Linked DNA regions of Homo sapiens: all the other regions are linked to region 2. A link is a loop called in an ENCODE intact Hi-C map of the cell type or tissue named here. Cell type or tissue: endothelial cell of umbilical vein. All regions are shown on one strand.

Region 1 (5,000 bases), 220 kb before region 2:
GGTGTTGTCAGGTATGGATAGTTTTTCTTTTCAGGAGGGTGAGTAAGCTGTGACCGCACTTCTAAGCAATAGGCACCAAAGGTTATGATGGTTTCCACTTCCGTCACCCCTTCCACACCCACTGGTCCTTTGTAGAAGGCATGATACCCATCCTGCCCTCAATGATTCTTGGTCAAAAGGCTACCTATTTAAGATGTGTGTATAAATTTAAGATTATGCACGCTTGTTCTTTTGATTGTTTATTATCAATATCTATGTATCTGTTTCAGTGAGAAACCTATTCATATCTGAAATAAGAGTGATTTATTACCGCCAAATGAAAGATTGAGACTGGATGTCAACACGAGCCCTCCATTTCTATCCTAAGTATAATAATAGAGCAGGTTGGCGAAAGTCATCTAGGTGCTCAGCTGACTGATGGGGGCCGTCTCTCTTCCCACCCATTCTTCTCCATTGCCTGGTGAGTTTTTCCAGTACCAGTGCAGGGGCCTAAGGTTATTTGGAGAAAAGAGAAGATACAACCTAAAGCACCATGTTCTCTAGGCGTCTAACCTATAGGTGGATAGGTTGTAGCACAGGGTGGAGTCCCTCAAACAAATGCTGTAATAGGGTTGAAAGCAGATCCAACCTTCATGATCTACAGATGAGGAAACTGACAATCAGAGAGGCGAAGGCCTAGCCCAAGGCCACAGAGCTGGTTATTGGCTAAGTTAACACTCACACGCATCTCTCCTGTTTTCCAGACAAATAAATATTCTTGAGTGCAAATGCCATCTACTTACAAGTGTTTTTTAATCTGTCCCTTCCTTCAGGAAGTCTCAGATTTCTTAAAGGCATCTGGATTCCTTCAGTTTTTTCATTTACATTTGCATTAGGGAAGAGAACAAATCTGTGCTCAAGGACATGTTGGTAATATTTGTGGCATAAAATTAAGCACGTGGCATAAAATTAAGCACATGGCATGACTTCCTTTCTGGATTCAGAACATTAACTGCACTTACCCATACTGGACAACACCCATCAGTGGACCGGCAGGGCCAATGTCAAGAGCTTGGGCAACATCAGCCAGGAGCTGCTTCTGGATTCGGAATCGCCGTTTGCCAATGCTGGTGCTCCCATCAATTAAAAACGACAAGTCAATTTTGCAGTCTGCGGAACGGAAAAAGACTCTATTATTCTCATGATCTCTCACTGCATTTACCTGGGCATCCTCTTGTTCCTCTTTCTCCATCAGAGCCCCCTGAGAAATGAAAAGAAAGGGAAAAAGAGGTAGGAAGATGCAGGGTATATTTATTTACATCCCACAGGGGTTTCCCTGAGCACCAGGGTCTTGGACACTTAGGCTAGTCCTTATTTCCATAACTGTTTAAAACTCTATGTATCTGCCACAATTATGGGTTTCAGAAGCAGCGACGTCCTAGCCAAGCTAGGGAAGGCTGTCAATGGTTTCCTAGGCTAAGATCTTGTAAGTGCAGACTCCCCGTTGTGAGAATTCATCAAGACTGAGTCGCAAGAGCGTGTGGCTTTTTGCTCTCATCCTAACTTTTTAGAAACCAGTGTTGGATTTTTATAAGGTGTGAGAGATCTGCAAGGCCAGCACTGAGGGAGGGCAGGAATTATAGAATAAGAAATTGATATCAATCTTCTCCTTCATTTCCCTGGGCGAGGGAACCAAAGAAATTATCTACATATATGTATAGGATGTCAGCCCTTGTTCGTAGCTATCCGAGATTTTTTTTCTTTCTTTCTTTTAGTTGTGATGAGGACCAGGATAGTTATTCTGCCTTAGGATCTCTGGATCTCTGTGGATATATGAAGGTTATAAGAGAGGTAAAGGGATGGATGGGCTGCAAGCTCTTTTCACCCTTTCAAACATCAAAAGGAACTAGTGAAAAGCCACACAGGCTAATGGAAATTAGTGTTTCCTTTGCGGTAGACAGGAATGATATCATCTCAGTATAAAACTGACTATTCAGTGCTGATCAGAGGTTCTTATTGGGAGCTATAGATCCCTTTGATTAGTAAAAAGTGAAAAATAAATTATTTAACAGTTGCAATTTAGAAGACAAAAATGTTTCAAAACAGAGCTCCATATAGGAAAAAAAAAAAAGAGTGAGTAAAGTTGGAAATTTCTAGGCTGGTGTATCCGAGAGGACACTGGGGCACTGCCCATTGTGGGTGGGGAGCAGCGGCCAGACGGACCTGCACCTCTCTAATCTGCACACAACCACCCATGTTCTCCACGGTGCATTGTTGCCACAGAGCTGGAGTCTTCCCATTCTTCAGGAGGAGAAGCTCTGTAGGTGGAGAGGGTTGTTGCTGGTTTTAAAAAATTGTTTTAAAGATGAAAGCAATAAATGAACATGAGTTGACAAAGTTTTGAGCAGAAGAATTGATGAGAAATATTTATTGCTGAGTGCTACTGCAGAACTGTGATTAGGAGAAAAGTTATACCTGAGAATGTGTTTTATTATCTTGCAGTGTTGCATGGCAATCAAAACCAGGGAAGTAGGAGATGAGAGGGACCCGTCTGGCACTGGCTGACTTCACTCCATCTAGAATCAGGGCACCTGTTTGTACCTTGGCTCAGTAGCAAATCTCAAAAGAAAAGCTTTTACCTCCTGTCTGCCTGGGCGTTCAGTGCCTACCAATTCATCCTTTTCAACTGGCTTCCCTTGTCCTTTGCTGTCCCCAAACTGCCTATACCCAAGCATGATCTTGAGATGAAGAATGAAAGAGGCAAATAAAGTCCAGAAGCAGAGTTGAAAAATGCCACTAAAACCTGGGGTAAAGGAAAGGAGAAGCAGCATGTGATTCTCATATGCAGCTTATCATGTTGTGGATTCCCAAGCAAGGCCAACTCATTTTTTTTTTCTGGCGGGGCTTGCAGTGTGAATTGTTGCCAGCAGGTGGCAGTGGAGTTCTTCAGGGTTTGCCGCCTACTAGCACCTACAGTTTGCTAGACTCTCAGGCTCCACCCAAACCTATAGAGACAGACGTGCATTTTAACAAGATCCCCAGGTGATTCCTGTGCACAGTAAAGTTGGAGAAGTAATCCTGAGGTGGAGTTTCCCTTCCAGATGTCAGCAGATTAGTTCAATATACCTTTTGGAATAAAGTATTTTTGGGAACAAGTGTTAATTAGAGTAAGGGCCAGAGGGGATTTTCTTTTTACATGAATAAAGTACATGGATATTGTAGCATCTATTTTGATTCCTCACAGGCAGTTTTTCTCCTTATTTCTTACATCTGGAATTGTTTTCAGGATTAACGTATTCATCTTATAGTTAGGTCTTAAGAAGGTGAGCTGTTTCTCTATTTGCTTAATTCTCTTTACTCACTGGCCTGATGGCTGATACCACGGTTACTTTTGCTCCTCTTTTAAATGACAATGGTTCCAGCTCAGGGCATGTTTTGACTGAGACCCATGACTTTCTTATATAGAGGTGAAAACATTCTGATCTGAAGATGCCAGCATCAGTGCTAACAGGTAGAATTGGGTTATACAATGTTCAGTGTGAGCAATTTATTATGGCTAAAGAAGAGATCAGAGGTTGAAAGTCAAGGAAGAGAAAGTAAGATATAGTATCTATGGGAATCACTCTATCAATGTATTTAATTGCTGTAGTTTCCTTCAACATGGTACCATTTTATAGACTAATGCTTTGTGTTGTCCAATACATCAGGCCAGTGTTTCTTAACTCTGGATACATACCACAGTCATGTACATATCAGGGTTGCTAATGCAGCTTCAACAAATGAAGACTCCTGGGATTCACTCTGTAAAGTGCTTCTCAAGGGTAAATGTGCAAAGGAATCAATCACTGTAGAACCAGCAGGTCTGTGTTTCTAACAAGCTCCCTGGTGATGCTGATGCTGATTCTGCTGGTCTCCAGACCACACTTTGGGTAGCAAGGTCTAGGGAGAACCTGATACAGTAGGTATGAGGCAGGAAGATGGGCATCTTTAATAATGTCTTCAGGTGATTCTCATATGCAGCAAGGTTGAGCCTCACTGTCCATTGGTGGCTGACTAGTAGTGACTTTCTAGCGGAATATGCAGGTGCTTTCTTTCCATACCTTGCAGGCTACTACTATGTCTTTCTCATTTTCCTTGTTTTTCTCTGGTTCTTCCTTTCTGATATCCTCAGGTGGTTTCTCCTCCACCTAGTGTTGTTCTCCAGGCTTAAGTCTTCTGTATCTTCTTACTTTACTGTGTCTCCCTAAGTCACATTTTCTGTTCTCATAGCCTCGGTTTCGAACCATAGCTCATTGTCTTACAACTCTAAATTTCTGATTGGGCTGTTCCTTCTGAATGTCAGACCTGGGTAGTCTTCTCTCTACCAGATCAAATGTCTCGAAGAAAATGATAGACATAAACCTGCTTCATCCCCAGTGTTCCTCATTGTAGTACCATTTACCTAGTCGCTCAACTCATCTTTAACTTCTCCCTCTCTCGAACCTCCACCTTCCATCTTATAGATTCTCCCTTCTCTGTATCTCTTGAATATGCCCATTTATCTTCATTTCCACTTCCAACTCCGAGTTCTGGCCACCATCATTTGCAGTAGACCATTGCCCCTGCTAACCTGCCCGTCTCCTCCTTTCATCCTTCCTTGTCTTTCCGTTCCATCCCATTCTTCACCCTGTTGCCATAGTGATGTTAAAACATTTTGATCCTCTCCCCCTCATGCACATAGACAGTTTATATCCTTCAAAAGCTTCCCTTTCCCCTTAGAACAAGGTGTCAGAAGAGAGGAGATAAATAGATCCACGGTAGGAGAGAGGCAGGTTTGAGTGGGAGTGAGTGGGAAGAGAGGAGAGAGCAGTTCAGATGTCAAAGACACCGTGGGTTTCTAGTTGTCAATTAACTTACTTGGATCTCCCAGGGATACTGGCTCCAAAGACTGTGTGCTCAATTCTTCTTTTGGAACAAGTCCTGGAAAGAGCAGTAAAACTTTTGGTGACTTACAAGGAAAGGAAGCAGCTGGCCTTACCCCA
Region 2 (5,000 bases):
ATTCGCTTCATTTACGTGTTGTGCTTTTTGTGCCCCCTTATGCTGGAATGTAAGGTCAGGAGGGTGGGAGGGGCCTTGGCTGATGTGTTCACTCTGAATCTCTAATACCTGGAATGGTATCTGGCTCAGGATGTTTTTTGAAAGAAAGAGGAAATGAATGAACGAGGAGAATAAAATGCTGAAGGAGGAACCGGTTTTTAAATTTTTTTGTTTGTGTTTTGGTGGGGAAGAGGACATTGAATTCAGTTTTGGATATGAGTTTTAGAAATATTGATATTAAATATAGACAGGAACATAGGCTTGTCAATAGGCCATTAAACATACAATAGGTACAGATGTCCAATTGGCCATTAAACATGCAGAGTGAAGCTCAGGGAAATTACAGTAAAGATAGCTAACATGTACTGAGCTTTGCCATGTGCCAGTCTCTGTTCTTAGCACTTTACTGATCTTAGTAAAGTGGAGCTATCAATTTATGGAAGCAGAAGATGAAGCTATTGATTGGTAATACCCAGAGGGGGTGCATGATAATTAAATAGGGACAGAATCCAGAGGCACAGCAGCATCTGAGAGGTGAGTCAAGAAAGAGGCACAAGATCCTAGGGAACACTGGCATTTAAGGGATGAGTGAAGAAAGTGGCCCCTCTTAGAAGAAGCAACTAGAGAGCAGGAGGGTTGGGGTGAGGGAAATCTGGGAGAGTGTGGTGTCTCTGAATCCAAGGAAGCGGTTCAGGGAGGAGGGATTCCTGGATGTCTCAGAGATCTGAAAAGTGGCCGTGGTCTTCCAGATCAAATAAATGATGTTGGGAAGAGCTGTTTCAGGAAAACCTTGGGAAAGGAAAGAGGTTGAGGGTTTGAGAATTTCGGGATGCTGTCAGGAAGGAGCTAGTAGAGAGGGAGAGTTTGGAAATGCAGTGGAGGGAGAATATTGATGCTGCCTGACTTCTGGGGAGGTAGGAGTTGATTGCAACTGAAGCGTTTGATAGGAGCACGTTCTCAGACGTAGATTTTAGTTTTTTTTTTTTTTCTTTTTTTTCCTGTAGAACCTTCTGATTTCCTTGTTCTGTAATTTTCCAATGGATCAAGAGGCGATTGAACTGTACATGCTGCACATTGCTTCCCTGGTTCATTGCCAGTGAAAGAGCTGGGGACAGTAGGGTCTTGTCAGCTGCAGCCACTGACTCAGCAGCCATCAGCAGCAAGGACAGAGGTTCTGCTGCATTCCTTACTTTACCTTCTTTCACTGGCATCAGCTGTTAGTTTTGTTTTTCCAGGTTACCTTGGCTTCCCATGGGGTTGCATTTTCACTAATTTCCCCTAAGCCTAAAATTCTGGTGGCACAAAAGCCATCTTTCACAAGTAGTCAGGCTGTCAGTAGTTGAGATGGCTCAGTAATGTCTGCAACCACACATTTAATAAAGAAAACCTAAATTACATCTGCATGTTACGAAATTGAAACTGCATCAACTTTTGTTTTTTCTAGTGACAGGAATTGGCTTTCTGATTGCGAAAACAAAGCTAGTGTTTTTGGAATGTGCTTTCCAAATAGAAAGTGTGTCTTAGTTTCCTGATAGGTGGATTCTGAAACTTTTTATCTAGCTTTAGATTTTATGAATTTGTATCTAGCTTAAACATGCTCATAGATAATGGAGCCAGGTAATATAGACTAAGTACTTAAAAACAAGTACTCTTCTCTTTGTCACATTTGAAAGAAAATATATTTTATGAAAATAATTTAAAAAATAAACTGACTTGGTTATTTGAGAATAGTTTCTCATAATTGTTATTATATACTCTGAAGCCTAAGATGTTATCTCATTTGATAATCTGCTTAAAAAATATGAATGAATTATGATAGCATTGGAAAAATTTACAGAAATAGTTTTCTGTAGGTTTTTGTTTTATAACTAGCCTCCTCCATCAAAGCTAATAGTTATGCTTTCAGTGAAGTGAAGAGTAGTCAGCAAAGTATCTTGACTAGACATTTGATTCTTGCTGAAGCAAAACTGGCTTGCAAATCTGGGAAAGGCTAGGTAGGGAAGTTGGATGGTTTAGGAGGAGAGGCATATTTGTACAGTCTCCTGTAAGGTAGTAAAATTTGGAACTCAGATTTTCAGTAACTCCATAGAGTTACATGACTGATACAGAAGCACATAGCTCCCTCAGTGATTCAGCCTGTTGGCATTTCTTAGCTTTTTGTTATCAAGACTTCTTTACGCTCTTAAAATTTATCAAGGACCCCAAGAAACTTAATATTAGCCATGTTACAAATTAAAAGTGATAAAATTAAAAATATAAATTCATGAAAAATACCAAAAATAAATTCATTATAAAGAGCATATATTTATGAAAAATAATATTTTACAAAATCATGAAAAAATATCATTGCTGTGCATTTTTGTCAATCTCATTAACATCTGGCTTGATTAAAGACAGCTAGATTCACAAATGTGCTTCTGCATTCAGTCTGTCATTTGGAATATTTCACTGTAAGTCATGAGAGAATGAGAGTAAAAAAGACAACTTATATTTTAGTAGTATTAAGAAAACATTTTTGAACTCCTGAACTCCTGAGAGGATTTCAGGGACCTCTTGGCAGGAGTTGGGTGGGAGGGGGTCCCTGGACTACACTTTGAGAACCACTGGATGAAACTATATGTATTTCTTGATGACCATTCCCTTGGTTTCCTTTCTTCTGCCCCTTGGGGCCTGGTAAAATATTCTTTATGTTGACTCCTCAAATGTGTTTACTGATTTAAATTTCCTCTATAAAATTCCAGGGGAAGGAACCATCAAGTGAGTCAGGCCTTCACTTCCTTTTCACGAAGCCTTTCCCCTTAATTAGTCATGCTGTAAGAATCCATCTCACTCCTTTGACTCAGCCGCCATAGAGGTGCCACCAGACGCTTTTTACTATGCTTGATGACATTGTAGACTGGTTACAAATCAAGATAAGTTGTTTAGGAAAAAAATACTCCCTTTTCAGTACAAAGAATTCTAGGAAGTCTTGGAGGTTGCTGGGAGAAAGAAAGTAGAATTGTTTCCTAGAAACGGAGTGGAAAAGTCTTTGGAGAAGTTTTTGGGGGCCTGGCTGGCACATGGGATCCACTCTGCTCTCCAGGAAGCGTATGCCATCTTCTAGTTCGCATTTCTGCACCAAGGCAGTGGCAGGTGGCCCGAAGAGTGAGTGGGAAGCAATAATCAGCTCTCCAAGTAACAGCATTTTCATTTGCTAAATGTTATGTTAATGTTCTCCAAACTGATGGTAGAATTATACAAACTTAGGCTGAAAATACGCATACTGTTCATCTTAAGTTTTCAGACTTCTGATAAAATGTAGGTAAATAATATCAAAAAGTATCTTAAAAATTACACAGTAAATTTTGTATAGAACAAATATGTGTACAACTTACAACATTTACATTGGAACAATTAGCTACATCAGAAAAATGCCTGCATGAATATAGTAGCATAAAAACAGTTGCTTTTGCATTTAACTTGCAAAGAAATGGAAGCAACAGCATTTTAAAAAGAGCATGGGTTTATGTGCTTTATCTGGATGAGTAGTGGCATTTTCTAACTGCTTGCCTCTTGGGCACATAAGTCATCATGGTACATTCTTACTAATAGACTTTGAACTTCTTTCTCTGTCCTTTTCTTCTGGGCCGTATATTGCCGCCTTTAGCGCTTCAGCATGGAAGGGATCTCAAATGTCATTCAGAATGGCCTCCGCCACACCTTTGGAAATTCAGGTGGAGAGAAACAGGTGCTCGGTTATCCTTATTTTCCTCATTCTCTGCTTTTTCATTTTCTGTGTAAGTGAAGATCCTGAAAGCTGGTAGTTTACTAATTTACTAAGACCATTGCTTAACGAGAGAAATAAAAGTTTATTATAAAAGTTCATTATATTTATAGTCTTGATAATGAACAGAATTTCCCTTTGAGGAAAAAGCATTTTTCAAATTCGACAATAGATTAAATGCATTCTTAAGACGTGTTTTATAGCTCCATTTTTCACTCTTAGTTTTAAACAAATATTAACATTTTAACATAATGTATTGCATGTGTAGAAAATCTGCTTGTGAAAATAACTAAACTAAAATATGTGACTCTAATTCTAAAAGTCTAAGTCGCAAGATGTCATTTTTGGGGGAAGAAGGCCAGATGTCGGTATGTTTGAGACTAGAGTTCTAGGTCAAAAATATGTATAGAGTGTATCTTACCTCCTTTAAATGAAATTCATGTGTTTTTAAGGTGTATTGCATAGTCAGCCAACTCAGTTGTCTGCCAAACGAGGCATGCGACATTATTTATACAAAATTATACACAGATATGAATATATAATCAAGTATCTAGCAATTTGCTTTTTATTCACATTTTTGTATAATGATTGAAGGAATATCATGAACATGGGAAACATTCACATTAATGGGTATGCTTAAAATTACCTTTCACTATATGAAATTTTCACCTTGAAAAAGAAAAGTCTTTAAGTTAGCTCTTCTGTGCAGATTAAGAAGGTGTACAAAATGTAGCTTGTAGGAAGTTTAGCAAAAGAACGCCTAGATCAAATGCCTGGAGTTTTTACTGCAGGTAGTTAAGTGTTTCTCCGGAAGGGAGATCATTCCTATTAAAGAGGGAAGCCTCACACTGACATTTGCAGCTCATCAATGAGCTCCATGAAGGGATGTTTGAGTTTTTGTTTTCATTCCGTTGCCTCTCACCTCTCTCAACCTCAAAAGAAGACAAGGAATCTTCCAGACTGTCAGTGGAGCAGGGAGGCCTGAAGATGCAGCCAGGTAGCCAGAGAGCGGGCCAGGGTGCAGCCGCCTGGTGCCTCTCCAGGTTGCCTCACACATGCAGAGTGAAGCCAGGAGGACATCATTTCTGGCCTTTTGTTGTTGTTGTTCTTTACAAAGAAACATTCGATTATACAATTGGGCATCACCTGCAAGAAGTCTACGTCAAAAAGACGGTGGGACACTTAACGTGTCTCAGAG
Region 3 (5,000 bases), 76 kb after region 2:
ATGTTACATGTCCCGTATTGCTCAAAGCACATCAAATTTAGATTAAACTGATGGTATGACCCCTGGACCAAGATCTGGCTTTGCTGAGTCCCCTGGCAACAGATTTCCCAATCTGCATTCTGGGAGCTCATGCAGGGGAGTATTTGGGGCTCTCAAATTAAGAGGCTGATAGGTGGGTATGATGCTGCTCCTGCCACCTCATCAGCCACCTGTGATGGGGAGACCCACACATGCGCAAGAGGCGTTCTTTAATGGACATTTCCCCTCTTTGAACCTGTCCTACGATTTTAAAATAGTATTGCAACAGATGGTTTATATGCTTGTGTGACACTGTATCTTCAATAATCAGATAGATACAACACAGAAAAGTTCTAATGGGGGTTTAACAGTGACTCACTGGATTTTTCACTATCTTCAGTGCTAACCCTCATATATTAAGCAATGTGAAATCATTCTGTTTTTATAGGATATACTTAAGACTATACCAGGAAACAGTATGGTATAACTAGAAGTGGAATTGGATAACTAAAATACTAAAAATAAATTATATTAGAATCGCAACCTATTTTGACCTGTTTCTGTAGGCAAATTATTTTAGTCTAATGTATTTGAAAAAAATGTTGGAATAGAACACCTGCAATTTCAGAAAAACGTTGTAATACAGTATATGACCATTTAAATACATGCCTCTAATCCCTAGAAGTCATAAAAATACTATGTAGTAGGTGAATTGATTTTTTTTATAAACACACCAGGAGTTATACTTACAAATAAGTGTTATTGATAAAAGTACTCACTTTTAGAGGCTATATTCTTATGCCAAAATGCTGTTCATGTTAAAATTCTGTTTGAAACCTCTTCATAGTTGCTTTCAGAGCAAATTACTATGTCATAGAAGACAAAGTGCCTTTATTTTACTGTCACTTTTTGCTTCCTCTAAACAGTTTTACTCAGCTAGATCGGCCACCTTTTTTTTTTTTTTAAACCAGACTTCAACATAAATGACTTTGGCTATTTCCTAGAGTCTAATAAACCTTCAAAGTCAAGGGTTTACAAAGCTAAGGATATTCAAAAGGATGTGCTATGATCTCTAAAGTCAGTTTCAAAAGAGAGGCACCAAAAATATTCTGAATGACTGTATCCCTGGAGTAAGTATACATTTTTCCCATATAACTTGTGAAAGGAAAAACACTTCACTTGAATATGTACATTTTAGTATGTTTAAAAATAATTTTATTATCTGGCGGGACCTTGTGTTGGTGGGAATAAACAAACATGCTTCATAGGAAAAGTGTAATCAGGTGCTATAAATACAGGAGTGTTGAGTCCAATGAATTCCTTGGAACTGAGGCAAACAGTAGGAGATGAAGATGAGGATTTTAAAATAAGATGGTCTCATATAGCCATGTTAGGTAAAATGGTATCTGTTGAACATTGGGCAGTATGATTACTAATTAAAATGTTAAATTCTACTGGGTAGACAAAAGCTAAAAAGTAAACCAATTCTGCTATTTATCAATGGTTGCAGCATAAAGAAGATGGAATCTTTTCTTTTTAAAGTCTGCAGGCCTTTTCTGAAGGGCATGTCTCTTAATAACCTTCATTAACTTCTGTTTGGTTGCCTAAGAGTTGTCTCATCCAAAAAAAGTTTAGCACAGTCTCAAAAGAGATTGTGTTTATTTAAGCTTGTTGGAAAAACATTCCTATCATTTCAAGAATGACTAAATATTTTTCATTCACATAGTTAGCATTCCAGACTATGTTTTCCTGCCTCTGTTGATTAGATGAAAATTAGCAGGCCCAAGTCTGATCTATTAGATGCAATTATTGTCTTAGTAGGAAAATTATGAGACTCCCAGCAATAATACCCTTTTAGGTATGGGAAGTAGACAGCAGAGGAAATAAAGAGCAACCCACCCCCTTGCACGCCACTTCAACAGGGAAATACTTAACAGCTGAGCTCTGTAAACTCAGGGGCAGAGGAATTTCTAATCATGTGTTTCAGAATTAGCTCTCAACAATTCTGAACATTTAAGGCATTGATCAGTTTGGTCATCTAGCAAATTAAGAGTATAAGACCAATCTTCATTTTTACTCGTAAAACTTGGTTCAGTATGACAGTCTTACTCAAAATCAAGTACAAAGAGCAAGGCATTACCGACACAAGCAAAGACATGCTGGACTTGGAGAACCAGCAGCAGAACTCCTAGGTATAAGTAAGAATAAACATTTCTTCTCTATTAAACTACTTCTACAACATTTATTTCTACACTTGTTTAACTATTAATGTAAGTGGTGGATCTAACATGTAAAGAAAGCCACTCATATAATGTACATATTTCTATATAGCTGTGAAAAATCACAAAATCTTGAAAGTGATATATTAAGGCTGGATGTGAGTGTCTTTTGCATTTACTTTACCTATATTCTAGTTTTATTGCAAATATGTAAAGACATTTTAAATGATCAGAGAAAAATCAAAATATGACAATATTCAACATTGAAAAATTTCTGATGTTTATGTTAAAGACCTAGGTTAAGAAACAGTCATTTGCTACGCATTTGTTACCCAACATATGACCTTATTTGGACAAGCAAAAAATAGACTGTGTTATATTTTAATTTCCATTTATGGAACTAGTTTCCAGGACGTTTAGAGTTAAAGGATAAAACACATGCCTAACAGTCTTTAGGCTATTACGAATATTTTATTATTCTTGGCTTACTAATAATAGCATCGTATATGGCACTGAAGCAATACCACCCATAAACTGAGTTTTGATCCCTGTTATGTACCAGAATGTTAATAACATGTGACCCTATGGCATCTTTGACTTCACTGCCTCTTGGGGTCAGCCAAACTATGTTTGACTCCGTGCCACAAAAGCAGTAGCTTAATCATTTGAGATACTGTTCAGTGAGGAAGCATTATGGGCAGGGCTGGAAACATTTTTTCTTGTTTCAAAGAATTCCCACCCAGATATGTGCCTGGTACAGACTTTTCTGGCAGCCCAGTGGAAATCTCATTAGAAGGGCAGCTTGATTCAAGCTATATCATCAGCCTTCAGGGAGAGAATATAGTGCTTCCATAAATTTGGGATTGATGAAGAAGACGACAATATATTTGACAGCTCACAGAACTCCAGCCTTTTAGAGGAGCACAACTTACAGTATTGGGTGAGCTGAGACTGAAGTGGCTTACTAAATCCACATAGGTCAAGACGTGCCTGACATCCAGTCTTCAACACTGTCCCAAGTAGGACCAGGATTCCCTAAGTAAGAGATCCAAGAAAGCCAGGTGGCAGGAAGAAAGATAGTGGATTTTTTGGTTCAACCACATTCCATCCTAAACCCAGAATTAGAAGGAATCCATGCACAGTGAATCTCTTATTCCTCTATCCTCTACTTCAAGAGTTAAGTCCAGGTTAGCAGAATTATTAGGCCTGAAACTCAGCTGGGTATCTGATAATATGTCTGCAAATAGCAATTTTAACTTTTTATTAAGAAGAAAACTTAAAAAATACTGAATACTATGGACTCTGATATACCTCTCATCCAGCTTTAACAATCTACAAATAACTCTTTGACTTCCTGTTAGAGATAGAACATGGATTTTGCTTTGTTTTCAGACAGACAGAAATAGTAGAGGGGAAACTACCCATTTGCCCAACCGCTAGCACGGAATTTTTTTACTGGCAACCTGAGTATAATTCTGAATGCTACCTTTTAAAATATTACCTAAGTTGTTCCTAGTTCTTGAAAAGTGATACTCTGGTGTTGGCTTCAAAATCCCTAAGGTCATCAAAATCATCAGCTCCTCCGTGCAGGAGATGGTGCACCTAAGGAGGCCTGAAGAACACTCAGATCACAGTGGCCACCTGGGCAGGGTCCAGCCGCAGCCCAAGATGAGAAGGCAGATCAGGTCTGACATCAAGACTTCAAAGTCCCCAGGAAGCTCTAATCTCTTGCATCAGGTGTCACAGCTAAGCTGGCCACACACCTGTCCACATCTCTTGAATTTTTCTTATTGAGTAATCACGGGGATGTTATAGATGTCATGTAGCCAAAACTTCCCTCCCCGATACCTTATCTTACCTTCAATCACAAAATAGATTTCTAATGGAAATGGCAACCTCTCCTCAGGATCCCTCTGACATTAAGAATCAGCTTTGGCAGCATTTATACTTGCTATTATTGAAAAAAAAAATCAGCAAATAATTCTCAATATCTAATGACAATGTAAAAAAAATCCTTGCCCGTGTAAGTAACTGAAATGCAGTGGCACCTACACCATGCACAAGGCGTCTTAAAAACAGTACATTAACGTGGCAGCAAGCATTAGCCTTAGAGGGTCTGGGAAGCCCCAGTTAAACTCTGTGATTCTGGACTTCAGGGGCTGAACTGGGACAGAATAAACCACAGAATACACATCAGTCTTGGAAGGCCCATGAGGCTGACACAGGGATGGAGCCCAGAGCTGAGTGCCCATCAGAAGGGTGAACCGTCAATGCAGGAAACTGGTCCAACTGGCCTGTAGACATGTAGGCCCACCTCATGTCACACACTTCCATAACACTCTTACTTATGTTCTCAAAATGTGTTTTCAGTGATAAGCATGCTGACATTATTCTTCCTTCAACTAGTAGATCAGGGGTCCCAATGGCCATCAGCTTTTGACGCTCTGGTTAAGGTAACCCTGTATCAGGGTCTGCTCCCTCACTCAACTAAAAAGAAGATCTGTATGAAGGGTCTGGTTGGGACTTCCTGCTCCAGTCTTTCTTTCCTCCTCACTGTCCTCACTTATTATTTACTCATTTAAAAATTTTGAGCATCTACTTACACATCACATGTTGTTTTAGGGATTCAAAAGAATATGCCAAATTCTTTCTTTACAGGGGGATGGAGCCTCTTTCAGGGTATAATGCACTGCAGCGCAGAGGCACTGTCCATTCAGGGTCCAGGGTCTGGTCCTGGGGACACACTGTGCTGTCACTTATGAG

The links. Peaks named below come from ENCODE experiments on the same cell type or tissue, not always from the same donor. Only the 100,000 strongest peaks of a DNase experiment are listed, where the experiment ranks them.
Region 1: a loop joins it to region 2, with 2.5 times the contacts of the local background. A loop is called at or near these places in 6 of 110 quality-filtered maps.
Region 3: it touches region 2 in a loop (7-fold over the local background); 4 of 110 quality-filtered maps call a loop at or near these places.

What each region holds. Positions count from the first base shown.
Region 1 is chr2:36,783,278-36,788,277 of GRCh38, reverse strand. It overlaps VIT (vitrin), which reads right to left. Exons shown (of 16, transcript NM_053276.4): 11 at 4,876-4,938; 12 at 1,002-1,149. The region is part of intron 1 of LOC124905990 (a long non-coding RNA gene); the gene reads left to right. Among named protein-coding and RNA genes, the nearest start is that of VIT, 89 kb to the right of the region's middle. In endothelial cell of umbilical vein, a CTCF peak has its summit at 2,900 (motif pointing right); a DNase peak (open chromatin) is centred at 2,937; H3K27me3 peaks cover 866 bases.
Region 2 is chr2:36,559,551-36,564,550 of GRCh38, reverse strand. All of the region lies in intron 5 of FEZ2 (fasciculation and elongation protein zeta 2), which reads left to right. Among named protein-coding and RNA genes, the nearest start is that of FEZ2, 36 kb to the left of the region's middle. RefSeq lists an enhancer at 2,274-3,473. In endothelial cell of umbilical vein, no CTCF peak of the experiment used is centred here; DNase peaks (open chromatin) are centred at 1,310, 2,090, 2,840, 3,460 and 1 weaker place; H3K27ac peaks cover 5,000 bases.
Region 3 is chr2:36,483,542-36,488,541 of GRCh38, reverse strand. The region is part of intron 7 of CRIM1 (cysteine rich transmembrane BMP regulator 1); the gene reads right to left. Among named protein-coding and RNA genes, the nearest start is that of FEZ2, 110 kb to the left of the region's middle. In endothelial cell of umbilical vein, no CTCF peak of the experiment used is centred here; DNase peaks (open chromatin) are centred at 1,831 and 2,831; H3K27ac peaks cover 5,000 bases.